Regions from separate parts of the Homo sapiens genome. Here region 2 is linked to region 1. Evidence: read pairs that join two places in POLR2A ChIA-PET (ENCODE). Cell type or tissue: PC-3. All regions are shown on one strand. Each heading gives the region's core, and the rest is flanking DNA. Links, peaks and the distances in the headings are about the cores only.

Region 1 (11,330 bases), core at 1,586-9,585:
TTGAATTTTGTCAAAGGCCTTTTCTGCATCTATTGAGATAATCATGTGGTTTTTGTCTTTGGTTCTGTTTATATGCTGGATTACATTTATTGATTTGTGTGTGTTGAACCAGGCTTGCATCCCAGGGATGAAGCCCACTTGATCATGGTGGATAAGCTTTTTGATATGCTACTGGATTCGGTTTGCCAGTATTTTACTGAGGATTTTTGCATCGATTTTCATCAGGGATATTGGTCTAAAATTCTTTTTTTTGTTGTGTCTCTTCCAGGCTTTGGTATCAGGATGACGCTGGCCTCATAAAACGAGTTAGGGAGGATTCCCTCTTTTTCTATTGATTGGAATAGTTTCATTGGCCATCAGAGAAATGCAAATCAAAACCACAATGAGATACCATCTCACACCAGTTAGAATGGCAATCATTAAAAAGTCAGGAAACAACAGGTGCTGGAGAGGATGTGGAGAAATAGGAACACCTTTACACTGTTGGTGAGACTGTAAACTAGTTCAACCATTGTGGAAGTCAGTGTGGCGATTCCTCAAGAATCTAGAACTAGAAATACCATTTGACCCAGCCATCCCATTACTGGGTATATACCCAAAGGATTATAAATCATGCTGCTGTAAAGACAGATGCACACGTATATTTATTGAGGCACTATTCACAATAGCAAAGACTTGGAACCAAGCCAAATGTTCAACAATGATAGACTGGATAAAGAAAATATGGCACATATACACCATGGAATACTATGCAGCCATAAAAAATGATTAGTTCATGTCCTTTGTAGGGACATGGATGAAGCTGGGAACCATCATTCTCAGCAAACTATCGCAAGGACAAAAAACCAAACACCGCATGTTCTCACTCATAGGTGGGAACTGAACAATGAGAACACATGGACACAGGAAGGGGAACATCACACACCCGGGCCTGTTGTGGGGTGGGGGGAGGGGGGAGGGATAGCATTAGGAGATATACCTAATGTTAAATGACGAGTTAATGAGTGCAGCACACCAACATGGCACATGTATACATATGTAACTAACCTGCACGTTGTGCACATGTACCCTAAAGATTAAAGTATAATAAAAAAATTGGAACAAATATGTATAAAACCTAATAAATAGTTTTGTTCAATCTTAAAAAAAAAGAAAAGAATTACCTTTTTAAACTGAACTTTAGGAGTAGACAATAAACTGACTATGACCCATTTTTAAATGTAAAATATCCCTTTTCAACTTTTGTTGAATTTTCTTATTTGAATTATCCAGTTACCTTTAGAAGAATCATCTAGGTTTCCTTAAATAATAAAACCATGGAGATAATAAGACATGCATAATATGTAGTGAAAGAGTTAATGTATAGCCAAGATTACTGCTAGAAATAAAATGTCTGTGTACTTATGTGTTCCAGTATGCACATCCGGGAAAAACAACTGGTTAATTCAAAATCAAGAAATGGTGTCTATATATGCTTTGAAGCATAATCATTGTTAATTTAATAATGACCTGGTTTTGATTGTGTGAGGGATTAAACTGTGTCTTATTCACAGCTGTATGCTTAGTAACTAACACAATAAATATTTATCAAATAAATGAGGAAAATGCTGCCTGAAGCAGCCCCAAACCACTTCTCCCTCTCCCCAAGACTGTTATTTCTGCAAGGAAGTGTAACATGGATAAAATGCAAATGTAACTACAAAAATTAAAATGCTTAATCATTTTGAGTATAAGTGATTCTAAAGAAAGCAAGATATCATTTTAAAAAGTGAAGTTTGCTTATCTATAGATGTACAAACAAGGCCTTAATTTTTTAGCTATTACTAGATTCATTATAATTTTTTACTACTTTGCTTAGTCTTTTTTCCTGTCTATATATAATTGTATATAAGCCTATGTATCACTTCGAAACCCACAAGTCCTCAAGAAAATAATTATAGCTTAATCCTTTTGATGCCAGCATTTAAACAGAGCATTGGTATTTTTATTTTTTTAAATATGAATTTGATAGTAACTCTTTATATATCAATTTATAAGTATAAACACCCACTTTTAGAATATATAGAAATAAAAGCACTATATATTATTATTTCAGTTTCTTAATATTATCTGATGTTTTCAACTCTTCTTACTATGCAAATATATTGGACTTTTTCTTTATGTTGAAGAATATTTTTGAATATGATGGGAAATATGAAAACACAAGATGTTGCATTACAGAAATGTTCTATTTAAAGCATCTTTGTGGATTGTAAACATCATACTCCTTGTATGTTTTTGTGTTAAAAATTCTGTTCATAGTGACTGTACAAGGCTATTTTAACAACCACTTTTTCTTTTCTCTACCGTAAGTCTTTGAGATGCCTCATATCTACTATCAAATGATATTTGAAAAGGGATATGTCTATCTGACACCAAGAAGTTTGATCGTTTTAATTAATTTTCTGGGTGATTCAATTACAAAGCATTCATTTAAGAAAAAAAAATACATATCACATGAGCTTGTCCAGTGCCTAATCTCTGACCAGGAAATAGAAGGGAGGGAAATGATAGGAAAGCTTATAAGGAACTCAAGTCAACAAAATTGTGATTGTTGGATTAAATAATCATTTTAAATGACTGGAATATAATTGATTTACCTTGTCAGACATAGTTAAAAATAAATTCTAAGTATTGCATGCTCAGATGTACACTGATCTAATGTACATTCATAGCTTGCGTGGCATTGTTCAATAGAGAAAACTTCCTCAAATATTTTTCACAATAGGGTTAGTGAGAAATAAACTTCCAAGTTATGTAGCATGTAAGTTATTTATATAACAGAGGAAATTAAGAATGTTTCTGTATTTCTAAAGGCCCAAAAAGGAGAAGATGAGGGGGATGGATGGAAAGAAGTGTTTTGAATAGTGGAGGTAAGGGAGGTAGAAGCTTCCATCCAAGAAAGGAAGTTTTAACCTCTTCTTAGATTAAGGAGGAGACAGAGACAGGGTGGCTGGTGGCACGTCCCTGCATCCCAGATGTGGACTATCAGGCCAATAGGAAAGATTATGTAAGGGTCATCTCAGAACCAGCTTAGATCAGAAGTTTTGTTTGTTCTGGTTTTTTTTTTCCAGCTTAATTGAAGTATAATTGACAAATTAAAATTATATACTCCATGTACTGCATAAAGATGTTTTGGTCAATGAGAGACTGTACATATAATAGTGGTCTCAGAAGATTTTCATATCGTATTTTTATCATACCCTTTCTATGTTAGATATGCTTAGATGCACAAATACTTACCATTGTGTTACAATTGCCTGTAACCTTCAGTAAAGTGGCATGTTGTACAGGTTTATAGCCTAGGAACAATAGGCTATACCATATAGTATAGGTGTGTAGTAGACTATACCATCTAGGTTTGTGAAAGTACACATGATGATGTTTGTGCAAAGACAAAATCAACTAAAGACAAATGTCTCAGAACGCATGTCTGTAGCTGAGCAATGCGTGATTGTATATTTAAAGTACTCAAAGTGATGTTTTGATATATGTATACATTGTAAAAGGATTACCATGATCAAGCTAATTAACATACCCATCACCTCATATAGTTACCTTTTATGTGTATGTGTGTGGTAAGAATACTTAAGATCTACTCTCTTAGCAAATTTCAAGTATGTAATACATTACTGTATACATGATGACCGTACTCACTATGCTGCATATTAAGTCTCAAAAATTATCACATATTTAGAAGTTTCTATCCTTTGACCAATATCTTTTCATTTTTCCCACTTCCCCAACTCCTTGTAACCACCCTTCTACCCCGTTTCTATGACTTACACTTTAATTTCACATATAAGTGAGTTCATACGGTATTTGTCTTTCTGTGCCTGTTTTGTTTCATGTAGCATAATGTCCACCAGGATCATCTATGTTGTTGCAAAGCTGGAAGAACATCAGTTTTCAAGAGCCAGAGGGCAGGTACTGTCAATTGACCACAGCATTATAGGGTAACAGGAGCAATTTTTAAAATGATAGCCTCCATCAATTAAGATTTCAGTCACCTCCATATTTAAATCCTGGTAAGAAGATAACCCAAATTTACTCAAAGTGAAATTCCTATATTTCACTGGTGAGAACTCTGAGGTATTAAATCTACTTTAAAGAGAAAAAAAAAACTATGATATCTCCTGCTTCTTCTGATTGTGGACTGAAATTCATACCTCCTACATATATTTACATACATATCTACATCTGTACTTTTCTGGAAATATGGTCAAAAGGTAGATATACAGAGATATTTAGCCTTGGGTAATAAAAATATAGGTCACTATTAATAATAAAGATTCCTCAGAATATAAATGTAAAAAATACTTCTGTTCCTGAAGTTGTTTTCTTGTCCTACTGTGAGTGCAGGTCATAGCTATTTCACTTTAGACAGACCAGAACTATTTATACTATTTCTTTAGAATTTTTTTTCATACAGTGTATTATTTATCTCCAACTCAACTATCCCAAGGCAGTTTTATTGCTCCAGGGGAGCCATTTGTCTACCAAGGGTACCAAAAAAGTAGAATTCAAATATCATACAAAATCTGCAAAAATATAATTCCGTTAATTGATATATGCAACATATCATTTGCCAAACATAATGTAAACATATTTTTAAATTCTAATTTGGAGAAACACTTAAAGGCAGGAACCCTGTTTTGTTTAGGATTACATGCTCAACAGAGTATCTTTCATGAGTGAATTAATTCAAAATTATTCTATGTTGAAAAATAATAAATTACTTTCTACATTTCCAGAATGTTAAAAATGCAGGGACTCATTTTATAAAAACCAACACTAGCATTACTGTAGATCTTTGCAACCCTTACTTTTTCACATGTGCATTGTTTGACAACCTGAGGCTTCTTTATACACCCAACACTGGGACTTCCACAGGGCAACTCCCAAACGAACATTTAACTGTCCCATGCAGGTGTTGTTTTCTCTGGCCAACAAAACAGTTTGATCCATGTCACCAACTATGGCAATGGTGTCTGTGTAATTAAGTGTTTATGTTTTGCCTTTAAATTTAAAAAAATAAAGGAAAAACAAAGGTAGAGGCTAGAAATAAAATAGTAGTTTCCCTTATCTTAATACAGTAGAGACTAAGGTGAAAGTCATTAGGCTTGCTGAAAGAGGTGATTCTTTAGCCTTGATTGAATTCTCACTAAAGTTATGATGGTTGACAGTATTTGATTTTGGAATTAAAAGAACAAATGAAAGCACATGTATGAAAATTGTTTCTAAATTTAAGTAAACATTCTATGTTTTAATTCTGAGCACGTAAAAATTCTGTAATGACATGCACGTCTGCCGCCTACTTGACTTTACTACATGCTTTTAAGTCATTGAGAAAGTCGAAGCTGCCAGTTTCTCAAACTATCTACCTTAATCTAGTACACGCAGTGTCAACACTGTGGGTGTTGAAGTCAGGAAACACTTGGCTGCAAATTCTGATTCTTCTACTAATGTGTTATGTTGGCCATCCTCAAGAGTGTCTATGTATAAAGTTTGCAAGGAGTTGTGGGGATTCAAGGAATGTTTTTAACTGCCTTGCATCCTACTTAAATGTGAGTCAAGACAAGTATTGTCTTTGCACTAAAGGCTTACCTGTGTTTCAGTGTGAATAGAATCTCTTCCTTCTTTCTTTCTACCTATCTAAATGCCACTCATTTCGAAGAGATTCAGGATCATCCATCTTCCTTTTGAAATACATCTCAGACTAAACATACACAGGCACATAAATCTTCTGTATTTGTGTGCGTGTGTGTGTGTGTGTGTGTGTGTGTATATATATATATGTTTATATATTGTATCTATTTTAAATGTTCTCCTTGCCACTTCTACAATATTGTCTATACATTCATTCACAGAATCAAAATAAAATATTTTACTTAACTGTTATCTTTGAAGGTTATATGTTTCTATAGCTTATCTTACCAAAAAGCCTATTAGTTCTTTGAAGGTCATGCGTGTGTCTTAGCCAATGACTTGTCTTAGGCACATTGGCTGACGAAGCCTAGCATTAAACCTAGAAGTCAGAGACCAAAGTCAGCTCTTCAAGATGCAAGGACTTTCTGAGGGAGGCAGAGGAAAGGTGTTCTCTGTAGACATTTTTATTCACCAAATTATGGTGATTTGGCCAGAGGTGCATGTAGATAATTCCTTGAGTTTATTATTGAGGAGTCCTTGGAGTATGCTATCATTTTCAGTACAGTTTGTACCCAAATGTAGATACCAACCTGAAAAGAAGGGTTGACTAATTCAGTGAGAAAAGTTACAGTTAAAGTAATTTTCAAAAATCCTGAATTTTCTGGCTTATTTATCCACCCAGTCCATGTTGAGAGGAGACACAGCTAGGATTCCATTTCATCTGCCCAAAGCAGGGGACCTGGACAAGGAGGCAGAGACATGAGTTTAGATCTGAATATGAGATGACTCAGCCCCAACCTCATCCTTGGCTTTTGTGGCAGTGCTTGAGTGACTCATTTTTCTGGCACTGTCTTTGTTAACTCCTGGGATCAAAAGTGTCCTGTTTACATAGCCTCACGTATGGCTACTCACTCTGCTTTTTGTTTTAAAAACACTGTCGGCTTCCATCCTCCAACTGTTTGGTGCTGTTCACTGATGAGGAAAATGACTTGGTTATGCTCCCCCTCCCACTCAATTACTTACTCCTCTTCTTGCCAAACATCTGACCTTTCTGCTCACCTTTTCCCCTATTTGGTCAAGGTAAAGGTATATGTATATTTTATTTTCAAAGAATGTGTTAGAGGCCTTGATTGTTTACATTGGTCCCTGTAGCATGTTCTTAATATGTAATTATTTCCTAAGATATAGGAGTGGATATTAACGAATTCCCAATTCTTGCAGTCTGAAGAGTGTCATTATTTTTTAAAGAAATGTTTCCTATTTTTCAATTCAGATGCCATACAAACTTCAGAACTCTATCTACTAAAGTAATATTCACTCTGGGAATGAGTAACAAGCTGGCAGCAAGGGGGTCTCTAAGGATGGCACCATTAAACAATCTAGTCAAGGAAATAATTAAGATCCCTCCCCCAGCCCTCCCCTCACAACCTGCTCTCCCCAAAGCATTCTGAATTTGTAGTTCCTTGCCCCCACACACACCCTAATGGAATAAAAATGACAAGCAGGAAAGTGCTCCAAGGCCCACCCACCTAAAGCAAACTACCTCTGATCATTGTAACTCACACTCATCCAACATTGGTCTTTGGGGACTCTCTCCCTATTGAAAAGTCATTATTCAGGCCCCCTGTCGCAGTGTTTCCAAGGTAAAGAATAGCTTTCTCCCTGACGCTTTGGACAAGCTGTCCTGATTCAGCAGGAGAAATCTGAAAATCGTGATGTTTGGGCACTTCCTAATCCATTATTCAAATCCATAGACACTCCTAGCATTTAGACAGGAGCCTCCTCCCTGCACCCTCTGGAGAGAATCACTCATTCAAGTGACTGATGTAAAAATCAATCCCTTCACTCTTTAAAATATGTCATTTATTCCCCTTTCTGGCTTCTTTTGTATTCTGATGGCTGCCAACTGCAATTGGTTAAAGGTACAACTTAAATAGCACCAGGTGTTTGTGGCTATTGGATACCCTGATGTTCTAAAATCCACACCATCACCCCTCTCACTGTTACCACCCCCAATAGCCCTTTAATTAAACTGCAAACTGTTATACTCTATCAGAATAAGAGAGTGCAAGTGTTAATGACAGCCTGGTTTCAGCATTAAAATCTGAGGAATAAAGCTGCAAATGTGTGATCACACAGCAACTCTAAACAACCCCTGTGTTGTAAAAGGAACATAGATTATTTATAAAAATTAGGCTTCTGCTTAATTAATCTTCCCTGTAAATATGGCTCATGGAGGATAGCAATGGTCAAGTACTGTGTCATTGTAAGAGTATTTACACACAGATAGCATCGCACTCATACATACAAGCAGGCAGATGCATGCACACGCGCGCACACACACATACACACACACAAACACACAGAGCTTTGATAATTGCTAGGATGCTGTTTAGCATACTTTCAAAGAGTCAAAAAATAAAAAGAGTAGAGTGGAGAAAATACAGCTATACTCTTACCTAACCATGGAAAATACCACCTGCTAATAAATGTGAAACCAGGGTGGTGTTCTTCGGTGTGAATCTAGAGTGAGTCATTTCTTTGTCTCTCTCCAGTCCAGCTCCAACAATGGAGAAACCTGTGAGAAGTTGCTTTAGAGCACACACAGAAAATGTCTTCCTGCTTAAGGACCTCAGGTTTTGTCTCGAACTTGTTTCTCTTCACACCAGCCTCAGTCCCTTTTCCCTGATCACTCTTTAACTGGAAAAGTTTATGCATTTCTAAAGAAATGATGGAGGACCACATGATACCACCTTTTCAGTTCTCTCATACTTTTTACCTGATTAATTCATTTATATTTTTATGAGAGTGATCAGTTCTTGCTGGAGGAAGAGTGCTGCCTTCTCAGCTAATGACGGTATTTTCTTCTTATCCTTTACTGCTACCAACTTGTGTTAAAATAATTAAATGTCTTGCGTTTGCTTCACTGACCAGCATTTCTCCTAGCTGACCGGGAAGAGTAGAAGCCCTCCTTAATTCTGGGAAATTCCCAAAGGGAAAGAAAAGCTTATATGTAATATTTATTTCCTGAGTACAAAGAATTCATCGGGTTGTTCTTCATTTCACACACAGGCTTTACTGAAATGAAACAATTGTATTTTCTAGAGAGGAAAATGTAGATGATAATAATGGAATGCTTTAATTACACTCATTCCATAAAATAGTGCCCTTTGTGGTGATCTAGAAACTCCTGAAATGTGAATGTACAGGTTGCCTGATTAAACTAAGATGGGTATTGTGAGAATGTGTGAAGCGAGGCTGCATAGGTGTAAAAACAGACACAAGGACAGTCTTGTGTTTTCTAACCCGCTATGCACCATAGTCAGGTTTCTGTTGCTGTTTGCCAATATCAGCTGAATGTCAATGTCAGCTTGCTTAGTTAAATAGTTCTTGCTTATAGGGATTTGTGAATGTATCATTATTTTTATGACTAATTTTTAAAAATCAGACAATTGAATTTATTATTTTTCCTTTACCTTTTAAAGTGTTCTATCCACTTGACTATAAGGTTCAACCTCAATGTCCTGTAGAATTTTATCATTTTCTATTTTAATATCTTACCACACATTTTCCTTATCTGATTGTAAACCTAATTCTTCTTTAATAAAGGTAATTTATGTTGACCAAAATAATGAACAAACACAATCACATACTCTTCTCTGATTTTGTTGTACTACCTAACTGGCTAATAAAATAATAGGCATGGGCACTGTAAAATCACGTAGTTAAGTTTTTGTATCTTTTTGTTGTTATTTCCTTCCTAGAAATTTTGCAAGAGCTGCCTCCCTTTCATTGCTCCTGTATTCTAGGCTTATTTGGTTGCTTCTGGACTTATTTCTTACAAGTCATATTTTCCATGTGGAAGTTTCTTTTATTTAAATAAAAGAAAACCAGAATAGAAAAGATAAGGGCTTAGGGAATTTGGTTGCAAATAGAAGCTGAAAAAAATCTAAAGAATCATTTTAGAAATGGTTAGGTAGCTAAATTTGGCAATAGTGCAGAAAACAGGGATTCTCATTTCTTGTTAATGGAAATAAATCTGTTACAGTGTTTCTGAAGACAAACGTGACAACCCATTATTAGTATATCGAACTTGCATACCTCTTGATGTAGCTATTTATCCTGTACAAATCAATCCTAAAGGAGGAAGGAAGGCTTTTTACAATTATATGGCTATAAGGATCTTATTGTAGTTTACATCTTGTAATAATAAAACAGTGAAAGTAAATTTAATGCCCAGTCATAGAAAATGTATTAAATTATAGCAGTCTCATATTATGCAATATTATGCAGCCTTGAAAAATATTTTTAAAATATTTTTCCGTGAAAAATATGTGATGTCATGGAAAGATAAACATAGTATATCTTATTGAAGAAAAACAGTTTACAATGTAATATTATTTTTCAATCCAGTTTTGTAAATAAAAAAGATTACATTTGCATAAATGAAAGGACAGAATGATATAAGCAAAAATAAAATGTTAGTAACAAGTATTTTTCAATACACATATGAACACAGATTTATTGTTATTCATATCTATATTTTAAAATTTTAAATAAAAAGTCATATTACAATTATAATAAGAAAATTAAATTTTTAAGTGAGAAAAAAGAACTGATTGAGTAGCAGAAAGGTTATAAGTTTAGGTTTTTAAGATATAAATTGTTAGTATGACTTATTTGTCCCTTTTTATCATAAGTATACATATACTATTTCAATTGCAATAATTATACACTAAGCCATCTAGCTTCAGAGTATACTAACATACATTTAAAACTGTAATGTTAAAAAAAAAGGAGAAAATGGAGATACAGCATCACTTATTAGCATTTGACCCTATTTAATTAAAACGTGCAGATACGCCACAAATATCCCATATGCTTATGTATGTATAATTTTTAATTGGAAATACATTTCTGAATTCCCCATCCTCTGTTTGAAGCAATTGTCCAGGTTTCTAATTGCCTAGATCTCTTTTCTTTCTTTTTACTCATTTAAGTCTGGGTACAATTTTTAAACATGGCTCCTCCTTTGCATCTGAGTGGCTTATTGGTTGGCATCCTAAGCAATGAGAAAAGCATAAGCAAGGCATCTGCTATTGGAGAAAATTGAATGAGGAAACAGAATCATATTTGGTTGTTTGGATTAAGGGTTGATGTGGAGATAGGGTAAAGGATAGATCTGAAGGAAGATCCTAACTCAATTTGTTCCATTACTTTCATAATAAGATCCAAAGTGAGAAGAACCATGGCTTATTAATATCCACATCATGGACCGTCTGAGTTTGGATCTTATCATTAAAGTAACAGGTTTAATCCTCAGAGTAATTAGATCCTATTCATTTTCTAAGAATATCATGTTGGCTACAGCAAGGAGAATCCTTTGATGATTGAACTGAGGAGAACCTGTAAGGCTATTGTCTTCGTTCATTAGGGCTTTTATAGCAAGAATACATAAACTGAGTGGTTAATAAACAACAGATATTTATTCCTCCCACTGTGGAGGCAGGGAAGTCTATGATCAAGGCACTGACAGGGGCAATCAATGTCTGATGAGGACCCTGTTTCTGGTTCATAGATGGTGCCTTCCAGCTGTGTACTCACATTATGGAAAGGATGGGCCATTTCTCTAGGGATGCTTT
Region 2 (11,330 bases), core at 1,172-9,171, 430 kb after region 1:
GCTAAGGCATGAGAATCACTGGAACATGGGAGGCAGAGGCTGCAGCGAGCCAAGATTGTGCCATGGTACTCCAGCCTGGACGCCAGAAGGTAACCAATCAGTAATAAAAGGTCTGTTGAGCTACTAGTCAAAGGAGGCTAGAAGACTGAAGTAATTAAGGCTTCATTGTGAACTTCTGACTGGAAGTAGGTCTTGAAAGATGAATAGGTATAGCTAAGGATTTAGGAGAATGGCAAGGAATCAGGGCCGGGGTGTAGCCTGAAGGACAGCATGGAGGTAACAATGGACACTGCATTCATCAGATAGGGAGACATGCTTTTATGGGACAGATACTTACTATTAAGCAGAATCAAGGATGAAAGTAGATGTAGCCTATTACAGGAGGCCCATGGAAACCAAGCTAAGGTGTTTTGTTCTTGAAGATCATGTTCATGAAAGAGACATGCAGCAATATTTGGCTTGAAACAAAGTCAAGACTGCTATCTGATAGCAAATTCCTATGTGAAATACTAATGTCATTAAATTATAATTTTATCCAAAATAATTTTTCAGAGATGGATTCAGCCACAATACTAAAATTTTATATTAATAATGTATAAAGATTTTGTCATTCATTCATTCCTCTGTTGTTTCGTTTGTTTTAAATGCATCAATGCTCTAGAAAAAGTACTATAGGTGACAGGTATATTATCTATACTAAAGATTATAAAACAATGAGTAAAACTGGGCTGTGTCCTCAAGGATCCCACAGTCCAATGAGAGTAATTAAACTGGCCTTAATTATTATTCAATATAGAGAATGAGCAGTGCCATAAAAGACACATTGATAAAATACAACAGGAGTTCAGAAGTGGGAGAGGACACGTCTGTCTGCGAAGATCAGGAAAGACGGTGAGTTACACTTAGACTTAGCTTTGAGAGATACTTGAAAATAGCAGCTGAGGCATTCCAGGGTGAGAGACCATGAATGGACATAGGAAACTGCTACCCAACAGTTCAGCAAATCTTTCCAGAACACATAAGGCAATGTAACACTTCCCTTAGCAAGTTAAATATATATATATGAAAAAAGAGAATCTATGACCAAGTAAGTTCAGAAAAACTTAAACAAAATGGATCCAATTCCATTATTAAAAGACTTCTTAAAGATTTTAATATGCTAATTTGCATAATAAATCTTAACACATTAATAAGCTAATTTTACTATGGAATCCACCTCCTCAGCACATTTAAAAAGATTAATATTCAATGAAGATACATTGTAAAATGCTTGGTTAGAGCATAGAGCAGAGAATGCTTAGAGGGATCTGATGACAGAGAACTTAGAGAGCCAAGCTAATGAATTCTGGCCTTTATTCGGCAGATTTCAGAAAAACAAATCAGCAAGGGAAGCCAATGTTTGCCTCTGTAAATTGATTCATTATAGAGTGTATTCGAAACATAGCATTGGTCAATTGGGAGTCATTCTTATTCTAAAGCTTACTAGCCAGAGGAAAATTGAAAGGAATTTGCCAATATGCCCATGGTAATATTCAAATGATCATGAGCCAACATTTTAAATGTGGGTGGGATAACAGCATGTTTAAGAGGGTACAAACAGGAGGATAAGCCTGGAGACCTTACTGAACAGAATGTTTTTATGCCTCTATGTCCCCAGCTATTTTATTTCTACATTTATGTCATATTGACCTAAAAAATAAATATGATAATACAGTGAATAGGAAAGAATTTTCAGTCCTGTAGCTAAAATATGCTCTATAGAAATCCAGCTTATTGGTGCATATCCGTGTTTATTATTATTTTCCTACTTTATCACTGAGTTGTCTAGGAAAGCAGAAAAAAATGGATTTTGGTCTTTGATATTCCTACCAAGCTACAAGGAATTATCAAGCCTGAAAGCCAAAGCCAATCATATCAGGCTTTAAGAATTCTTTAAGAAAAGGGACCAAATATTTGCAAAGATGCTTGAGCTCCTTAAAACAAAGATGCAACACGCTTAGCTCACATTTCAAAAAGTAGAAAATTAAATTGATTTAAAGAGGAATTTTCTCCCCAGGAGAATCTATTTACGCAGCCTCTGCTTTCATTGCTCTTACACTCCATGAGTCATCAGGAAGTAACACAAAGTCACACAAGAACACAGAGTCCTCCTGGGATTTTGAAACAAATGGATTTGAAACTGCACAGTTGATCCTACCCAGAGGATGATATATACAGGAATTCAGCATAAGGAGAGCTTGATCAGTGCAATTAAATGTAAGCATTGCACCTGTGGAATCTGGAACAGAATGTAGCACTGTGATTTATGAGGCCAGAGTGGATGGATTTCATTAATTCATAGCCTTACTATCTTGCATATTTGCCATGTAGTAAATATTACTACCATTTTAATGATACTTGAAAATTATCAACAAATGAAATAAGAAGCATATTTTTCAACTTCCTATAAATTTATTGAGTGCCTACTGTGTGTCAACTACTGTGAAAGCAACTGGGAATACAAAAGTGAATGAGAATCAGTCTGGGTTCTTTAAAAGACAACTAAAAGTCAGTGTGATAAGTAGTAAGCTATGGGCAAGCACAAGGGCCTATATGGGCATGTTGGAAATAGACTGTACCTTCAGTGTTGGGAAGAGATGAAATAATTCTAAGCAAGTTACAGAGGACTGGACAGATTTGGCTAGGCATAGCTGGGAGCAGACCTGGGAGGTAGAAAGAGCCAAGGTTCCTGACCCAGATAAGGGTAGGACTGATTTTAATTTTGATAATATAGTATTCTGTGAAGCCAAGGACTTATGTAAAGCTTATGCAGAGCTCAGAAAAAGTTTTGCCTGTCATATTAGAAAATATGGAATCTATCCTGAGAAACATGAAAGATACTAAACTGTTTTTAAGCAATGTAAAGAAAATATATATGGAGATAATAATCATTTATCTGTTTGGGCCCAACTGGCATCCATTTCTCCTTTCTACCTGCACTCCCATTTCTTCTTGGGAATGCCTTCTTACCTCATCTCAATGTTAGTGAGATTATAATTCCAGTGCTTCTGTCTTCAAAAATTGAAAAAGTCTTTGGGGGCTCCAATAACCACATCCTTTTAGTATTTTATGGATATCACTCTAAACAAAATAAACACCTAAGATCGGCCAATCAAAGGGAGGAAAACACTTTTTCACTTTTTTTTTTCCATTTCCAGCACATAGCCAAATTTATTGAGAAAGTCCTACTGGTTTTCTTTAGAATTCCCTTCTATCTTTAAACTTCCATGCATCTTTCCAATTCTTTTTACTGTATCACTTTTTGCTTTAGGTAACTAGAGATGGTTTCTCTTGCTTGCAACTGAGAAACTCTAATTAACATAAGCAATTAGCTTGATCTCTGAAGAATGACTTGAAGAAATACAAAAGTGAAGGCATGAAAACCAGTTAAAAGGAAACTGTAGGAATCTAGTACAAGAGATAATAGGGTACAAAAATAATGTAGAGGGTAGAGGGTTTGAATGAAGTGAATGCAAATAAAATATATTAAGGAGTAGTATTGACAGGACTTTGTAATTAATTAAATGTGAAAAGTGAGGGAGAAAGAAGACTCATTTCACCCAGGTTCCTGGCCTGAGCAACTGAATATGTGATACTGCCATCCACTGAGACAGGAAACACAAAAACTGGTACACAGTTAAGGACAAAGATGAGGAGTTTGTGTTTAGACATATCCAGTGAGGCATACATGTTGAAATAGCCCATCAATTATTAACTATTCTAGAGCACAGGGAGACCTTAGTAGGACATAGAAATATGGGCATTATACAATGTTAAGAAAGAATTAAATAAAACAGATGCATCACAAACCTAGTGCCTAAAGTGAAGAGAACACAGTTAAGGATGAATAGAATCTGGATTTAAGGAAAAAGCAGAGAAAGAAAATCCACAAAGGAAAGCTGAGAAAAAAAAAACAACCATAAAGATAGGCAGGTAGAAAAAAAAAAAAAAGTTGGTAATGGAAATCAAGTAACAAGAGGAGCAATTGGCCAAGAGAGATTTAGACTTATTGACTTTAATAAACAAGAGATTATTAGTGACTCCATCAGATAGCTATCCATACACAAATGCAACATGACAAACAACCCTCAAAATCAGCGGTTTAAAACAATAATCCTGACACCTCCCCAGAATTACATTCTGCTATGCTTCTTGTACAGCCTGCAGAACTGTGAGTCAATTAAATCTTTTATTATAAATTATCCAGTCTCAGGTATTTCTTTATAACAGGGCAAGAACAGCATAATACAGAAAAGTGGGCCAGATACAGTGGCTCATGCCTGTAATTTCAGCACTTTTGGAAGCCAAGGAATGTAGATTGCTTGAGCTCAGGAGTTTGAGACCAGCCTGGGCAACATGGCAAAACCCCATTTCAAAAAAAAAAAAGACAAAAATTAACAGAATGTAGTGGTGTGCACCTGTAATCCCAACTACTCAGGAGGCTGAGGTGGGAGGATCACTGGAGCCTGGGAGGTCAAGGCTACAGTGAGCCATGATTGAGCCACTACACTTCAGCCTGAATGACAGAGCAAGACCCTGTCTCAAACCAAAAAAAAAAAAAGAAAATAAAGAAAAGAAAAATGGTAACAAGGAGTAGGGAGTGGGGCTTTGCTATAAAGATAGTTGACGATGTTGAGGTGACTTTGGAACTGGGTAACAGGCAGAGGTTGGAAGAGTTTGGAGGACTCAGAAGAAGACAGGAAGATGAGGGAAAGTTTGGAACTTCTTGGAGACTGGTTAAATGGCTGTATCCAAAATGCTGATAGTGATATGGACGATGAAGTCCAGACTGTCAAGGTCTCAGATTGAAATAAGGAACTTATTAGGAACTGGAGCAAAGGTCACATGTGTTATGTCTTAGCAAAGAGCTTGGCTGCATTCTGTTTATGCCCTAAGGATCTGTGGAATTTTGAACTTGAGAGTGATGATTTAGGGTATTTGGTGGAAGAAATTTCTAAACAGCAAAGTTTTCAAGACGTGGTCTGGCTGCTTCTAACAACCTATGCTCAGATGTGGGAGTAAAGGAATGACTTAAAGTTGGAAGCTATATTTAGAAGGAAAGCAGAGTATAAAAGTTTGGAAAATTTACAGCCTAGCCATGTGGCAGAGAAAGAAAAAGCTTTTCCAGGAGAGAAATTCAAGCAGGCTGTGGAGCAACGACTTGCTAAATATATTAGTATAACTAAAGGGGAGCCAAGTACTAATATCCAGGACAATGGGTAAAAGGTCTTGAAGCCATTTCAGAGAACTTTGAGGCAGCCCCTCCCATCTTAAGCCCAAAGGTGAAAGAGAGAAGAATGGTTTCATGGTCAGGCCCAGGGCCCTGCTGCCCTGCACATAATGCTCCCCACATTCCAGCCACTCCAGCTCCAGCCTTGGTTCAAAGGGGCCCAAGTACAGTGCAGGCTGCCACTCCAGAGGGAGCAAGCTACTGTAAGCCTTCTTGGCTTCCACGTAGTGTTGAGCCTGCAGGAGTGAGCCTGCAGAGCAAGTGAGGCTTAGCAACCTCCACCTAGATTTCAAAGGATGTATGAAAAAGCCTGGGTGCCCAGCTGAAAGCCTGCTGCAGGGGTGGAGCCCCATAGAGAACCTCTACTAGTGAAGTGCCAAAGGGAAATGTGGTGTTGGAGCCCCCACACAGAGTTCCCAATGGGTCATTGCCTAGTGGAGCTGTGAGAAGGGGACTACCATCCTCCAGACCCCAGAATTGTAGATACACCATCAGCTTGCACCCTGTGCCTGGAAAAGGCACAGGCGCTCAACAATGTGAGAGCAGCCTGGTGGGCCTGTACCCTGCAGAGTCATGGGGTCAGAGCTGCCCAAGGCCTTAGGAGCCCACCCTTGCAGCAGTGTGCCCTGGATGTGGGACAAGGAGTCAAAAGAGACTATTTTGAAACTAGGAGATTTAATGACTGCCCTGCTGAACTATGAACTTGCATGGGGTCTGTAGCCCCTTTCTTTTGGCCAATTTCTCCCTGTTGAAATGAAAGTGTTTACCCAATGCCTAAAGCCCCATTATGTCTTGGAAGCAACTAACTTGTTTATTATGTTACAGGGTCATAGGTGGAAGAGATGTGCCTTATCTCAGATGAGACTTTGGACATTTGAGTTAATGCTGAAATGAACTTTGGGGGACTGTTAGAAAGGCATGATTGTATTTTGCAATGTGAAAAAGACATGAGATTTGGGAGGGGCCAGAGGTGGAATAATATAGTTTAAATATTTGTCCTCACCCCAATCTCATGTTAAATTGTAATCTCCAATGCTGGAAGTGAGGTCTGGTGTGGGGTGTTTCGATCATGACGGTGAATCCCTAATGGCTTGGTTCTGCCTTCTCAATAGTGAGTGAGTTCTCTTGAGATCTGGTCATTATAATAGAGTGTGTGACATACCAACCCCCCAATGGTCAATCTCTCTCTTTCTGGCTTCTGTTCTTACCATGTGACGTGCCTACTCCCCTGCCATGATTGGAAGCTTCCTGAGGCTTCCTCAGAAGCAGATGCCACTATGCTTCTTATACAGCCTGCAGAATAATAAGCCAATTAAATCTCTTTCCTAATAAATTACCTAGTCTCACGTATTTCTTTATAGCAGAGCAAGAATGGCTTAATACAGTAGCATATATGGTAACTGAATTTTCTGAAACATTTAGTGGTTTTTTATTAGACAGCTCTACCAGAGCCATCTAATAAAACTTTCTAGAATAATGGAAAGAGCCTTTATTTGTGATGTCCAATAAGAGAGCTACTAGTCACATGCGGCTACTAAGTACTTGAAATATAGTTAGTATGAGTAATGAACTAAATTTTAAATTTTAATGAATTCTAATTTAAACAGCTACTTGGGTAGAGGCTACCATGTAGGATAATACAGCTTAGGCTTAATTGCAGTATTTTGGGCATATTAGGCTGCTGTGTGATCATAATATCTACTAGGTATCACTGTAAATTTTTCAGAAGTCTTATCAAAAGAACCTACAGTCATACCATGTAGTTAGTCTGTATTCTGAGACCATGTATACATCAGCTATTTCCTAGATTTAATCTTCAGCCCCAGAATTTATCAGAATTGAAGTTTCTTTTATTATCTGGAAGAGTTGGAGATAAGAACCTCTTTTACTTTCCAACCCAACAGGTTATAGACTTTGCATTCTCACCAAATTTTGCTACAATCTGATTCGTATTTTTCTAAGCTTATCTCTTTCTTAAAGTAGTATATCAAACACAAGTAAAAGAAACAAGAGTGCACTTCAACATTTTGCTTAGGGTTTACTCAGCCAAGTACAAAAATCTATTAAATACATTTACTATCTTCCCAGTTATTGTAACAGACAATATTACTAATTTCATCACTATTTTACGTGGATTGCCATTTACCCAGCCTCTTCTCATTGTTCCTTCATCACTGACCTAGTGATGAGGGAACATCACTGGCTAGTTCTTTTTTTTTTTTTTTTTTTTTTGAGACAGAGTCTGTCTTGTCACCCTGGCCGGAGTGCAGTGGCACGATCTTGGCTCACTGCAACCTCTGCCTCCCAGGTTCGAGTGATTCTCCTGCCTTAGCTTCCTGAGTAACTGGGATTACAGGTACCTGCCACCATGCCCGGCTAATTTTTGTATTTTTAGTAGAGATGGGGATTTGCCATGTTGGCCAGGCTTGTCTCGAACTCCTGACCTCAGGTGATCCTCCTGCCTTGGCCTCCCAAAGGGCTGGGATTATAGGCTTGAGCCACCTTGCCCGGTCCACTGGTTAGTTCTAACACTAGCTAGTTCTCAAACTCATGCCACAAATTGTAAGTATTTAATACAGCAGCACTTCACTTTCAGGTGCCAAATTTTGTATCAGTCAGCTACTTTATTTTCAGGAAATGTAGCTTTGCAGCACTTGATTAGGCCAGATCCAGTGGGGATGGTTCCAACCTGCACTATACATCTTTCATCTTTCTCCTGGGACCAGTAGACTATCCCAGAAATGTCATTCTCATGAAAAAAGCAGGGGCATGAGAAGGTAAGCTCAGTCACACAGAAATTTTTAAGATTTTTTTAATGCCATGCCTGCTAATATCACATCAACAAAAGTAATCCACATGGTCAAACTCAAAGTCAAAAAGCAGGGAAATAGTGGTAGGAACTGCAAAGTCATATGGTACAGAGTATAGCTATACGATGAGTGAAGAATTAGGACCATTAGTGAAATCTAGCATAGTTTCTTTGCTGAGAGAATTCAGTTGACCAGTAATTAACGGAGCCAGATCACAAAAGGTAAAGAGTTAATGGCAGAAAATAGAAAGTAAGACATCTAAATGACGTACTTCATAGGATCATGGGTTACTAGGGTTACAAGGAACCATGCAGGCTATTCAGTAAAACTGTCATCTTGAAGCTTGATTTTTTTCCCTAAAAACCTCTCAGCGAGTACTCTTCATGTGACTTCTTGGGTGTCTTTACTGACAAAAAGCTAACCACATATACTTATTATACTATATTCTGAGAAATCTATGTTCTTCATGTATTTCTTGAAACTCTTTCTGAAACAAGTCAAGGGGTAATGAAATAATTCTACTGTCATGTGTCTGTGACTACTTAGTATCAGTTTTGTTCTTTATGACAATGCAGAATAAGACCATTCCTTCATTTGTGAAATAGCATTCTGAATGACTGAAGTCAACCATGATGCCCATTGCCAAAATAGCCCACCTTCAACCTATATTTACCTAGTTCCATTGGCTGTTTCCGATAAAATGGGGTCTGCTTATCTATCTGATTTGGGCTTTGGAGCACTAACAAACTTTGTATTATAGCAGAGGTAATTATCTAGTTCTATAAAAAGTTACACTACTTATTAGAATTTACAAGTACAATATTTTAATCATTGTTGCATTAGCAAGATGATCAGTTCTTGAGGAACTCGATGAAGGTAGGTTAATCTGGTTTTGATGCTGAATTGTGAGTATTACATAAATAGATAATTGTAGAAAGGAATATTCTCTGACTCTTCTTTGAAAGGAAATGCTCCTACAACATATGCAATTATTTTATATTCAATTGTGAATTCAATAAAAATGATAAAATATACTCATACAATTGATAGGGGATATTAACTTGGTAGAGTTGCCTGTAACTCAGAATAACAAAGTAGTTAAAATTAACACTTGATTAATTTTTAAAATAGTCTATCAGAAAAAGGACAAAGTTTACTGGGGATAATTGTTAGCTTTTGCACTAAAGAGCTTTGAAAAAAAGTCAGAAAGTCTGGTTAGACTTATGTACAGCATAAAAGATGGAAATATCAAGGTGGCTTGCAAGCTGGGAGGGAACTAGTACTGTTCGGTTGCTTCTTAATAATTATTAATTAGTTACAATGGATAATTAATGATAAAGAGTAATAATATTGATGAAATAAATACAAGAGAGGAACTACAAATAATAGGGTGGACTCATAGACTAGCAGAGATTAGAGATGAAGTTAGCAGGTAATACCATTACAATGGAGTTCATATTTAATGTTGATGCTTGCTTTAATTTATATTATGGCTGCCTATTAAACAGGATGAGGAGGTTTTTAGAAGTGGACCCTACTGTACACTTTTTCATGAATTTTCTAAACATATCCATTTATATTCAGATAAGATAGATACATAGAAGAGAAAGAGATGAGAACCAGATCCATATTTTTAATGTTATTAAAATATAACAAAAATCACTCAAGACTGCTTACCCAAAGCAGGGCTCTCTTCAGATTCCCATTAGTGTCTGCATGGGATTCAGCCAATGGAATATTTAATATTAATTTTATTTCTTAAGAGGGCTATGGATTTTTTAAATAAGAAAATAGTACAAGTGTGAAATGCTGGCTACATTTGATACTTTTCCTGAAAGAAGGTATTTAGTGCCAGTAAATGGCTGACATGAGCTGCTATCACTTCTGAGAAACAAGAGAGATGCCCTAGCCCAATTTCCTCATACTCTGGATGTTGCTTCATCTTACGTAAAATCCAACTGAGTCCTTATTATTAACACTCATCACGTTTTGGTTTCGTTTATTTATGCTAATTTATTCAAAGGCCTCTCGTTCATCATCTTTTCAAAATGGATTATTTCCTATGGACTGATAGGGGTGGAAAAGCAAAAGCAGAAAAAGCCAGTTATTACACACATCTCAGGCCAGACAAAGTGGTGGAGAGGGATAGTAATAGCCCAGAAAAGCACAGCACAGTGAATCCTTGTCATGAACATATTTCACATTTCATGGGGTTACAATTCTCAAGCAACCCCAACGATCCCTGGCAGTTAATCTGGGGTAATTTTGCCAGGAATGTAAATTTGAATCATGGACTTTGAGAAGCCCATGAAAAAAAAAGTCATTATTTACGACTGGAGCCACCAAGCCACTACCCAACAGATACTTCAGAGCATATGTATAATGAAGCAAAGTAATGCATATTCGTGTATTTATAAATATGGATACTTAAATATATTAGGATTTATCACTACATTTATCTAATATTTATTAAGTGCCTATAATGGTCATCAGTGTGTTATTGAGTCTCTCCAGTCCTTAGATTTCCTTTCTATAAAATAAGATTAAAATGACCCACTTTTTTCTTTGTCTTTTTGAGGATTAGGGAATATTTTTAAGGCCTGGTAAATTGTCTGACACTTAGTAGATGTTCAATTAGTAAATCTTGACAATACTAACAGTAGTATTAGAATTGTATTTCCTAGTGAGAAATCAGAGAATATATACATGTACGTGTGTGTGTGTGTGTTTACTAAGATTGCAGTTTTTGAATTAGGGTTCAGAAATAGTAGAATGACCCTTGAATCTCACAGTGATCAACAGCATTCTCTGAGCCAATGTAACTTGATTGAAATCTTTTATTTGCCATTTCCTAGATTAGTGATTTGAGCAAATTATGGTTTTCTGGGCCTCAGTTTTCTCATGATTAAATAGATAATAATGAGCACCTGCCTCAATGAGTTACTATGTGGATAAAATGAATTACTTTTTAGATTTAAATATTTAGAATAATGCTTAACATCTTATAAGTGTTCTGTAGATGTTAACCATTGTTATGAATAATAAATTGCCAAAGCTCACTTCCATTTTGCACGTAATAGTAAACCTATTTTAGCTGCTTTGCTGGGTATCCTGAATAGAAACAAGAATGAAAAAAAAAAAGACTATTGGAAAAACCAGGCAAGAGATGATGCTAGAATGCACTAAGAGTAAAAACAGTGAAAGTGAAGTGGTAAGAAGTGGTCAGAGTCATGGCGTATCTTCAAGGTAGC

Evidence for each region. Peaks named below come from ENCODE experiments on the same cell type or tissue, not always from the same donor. Only the 100,000 strongest peaks of a DNase experiment are listed, where the experiment ranks them.
Region 2: POLR2A ChIA-PET joins it to region 1 with 8 read pairs; 2 of 35 experiments call an interaction of 5 or more read pairs at or near these places.

The regions. Positions count from the first base shown.
Region 1 is chr11:29,277,559-29,288,888 of GRCh38, reverse strand. No RefSeq gene overlaps it. Among named protein-coding and RNA genes, the nearest start is that of LINC02755, 310 kb to the left of the region's middle. In PC-3, for the core only: no CTCF peak of the experiment used is centred there; DNase peaks (open chromatin) are centred at 6,518 and 8,238; H3K4me3 peaks cover 294 bases; H3K27ac peaks cover 2,332 bases.
Region 2 is chr11:28,851,899-28,863,228 of GRCh38, reverse strand. No RefSeq gene overlaps it. Among named protein-coding and RNA genes, the nearest start is that of LINC02742, 45 kb to the left of the region's middle. In PC-3, for the core only: no CTCF peak of the experiment used is centred there; a DNase peak (open chromatin) is centred at 2,148; H3K27ac peaks cover 1,574 bases.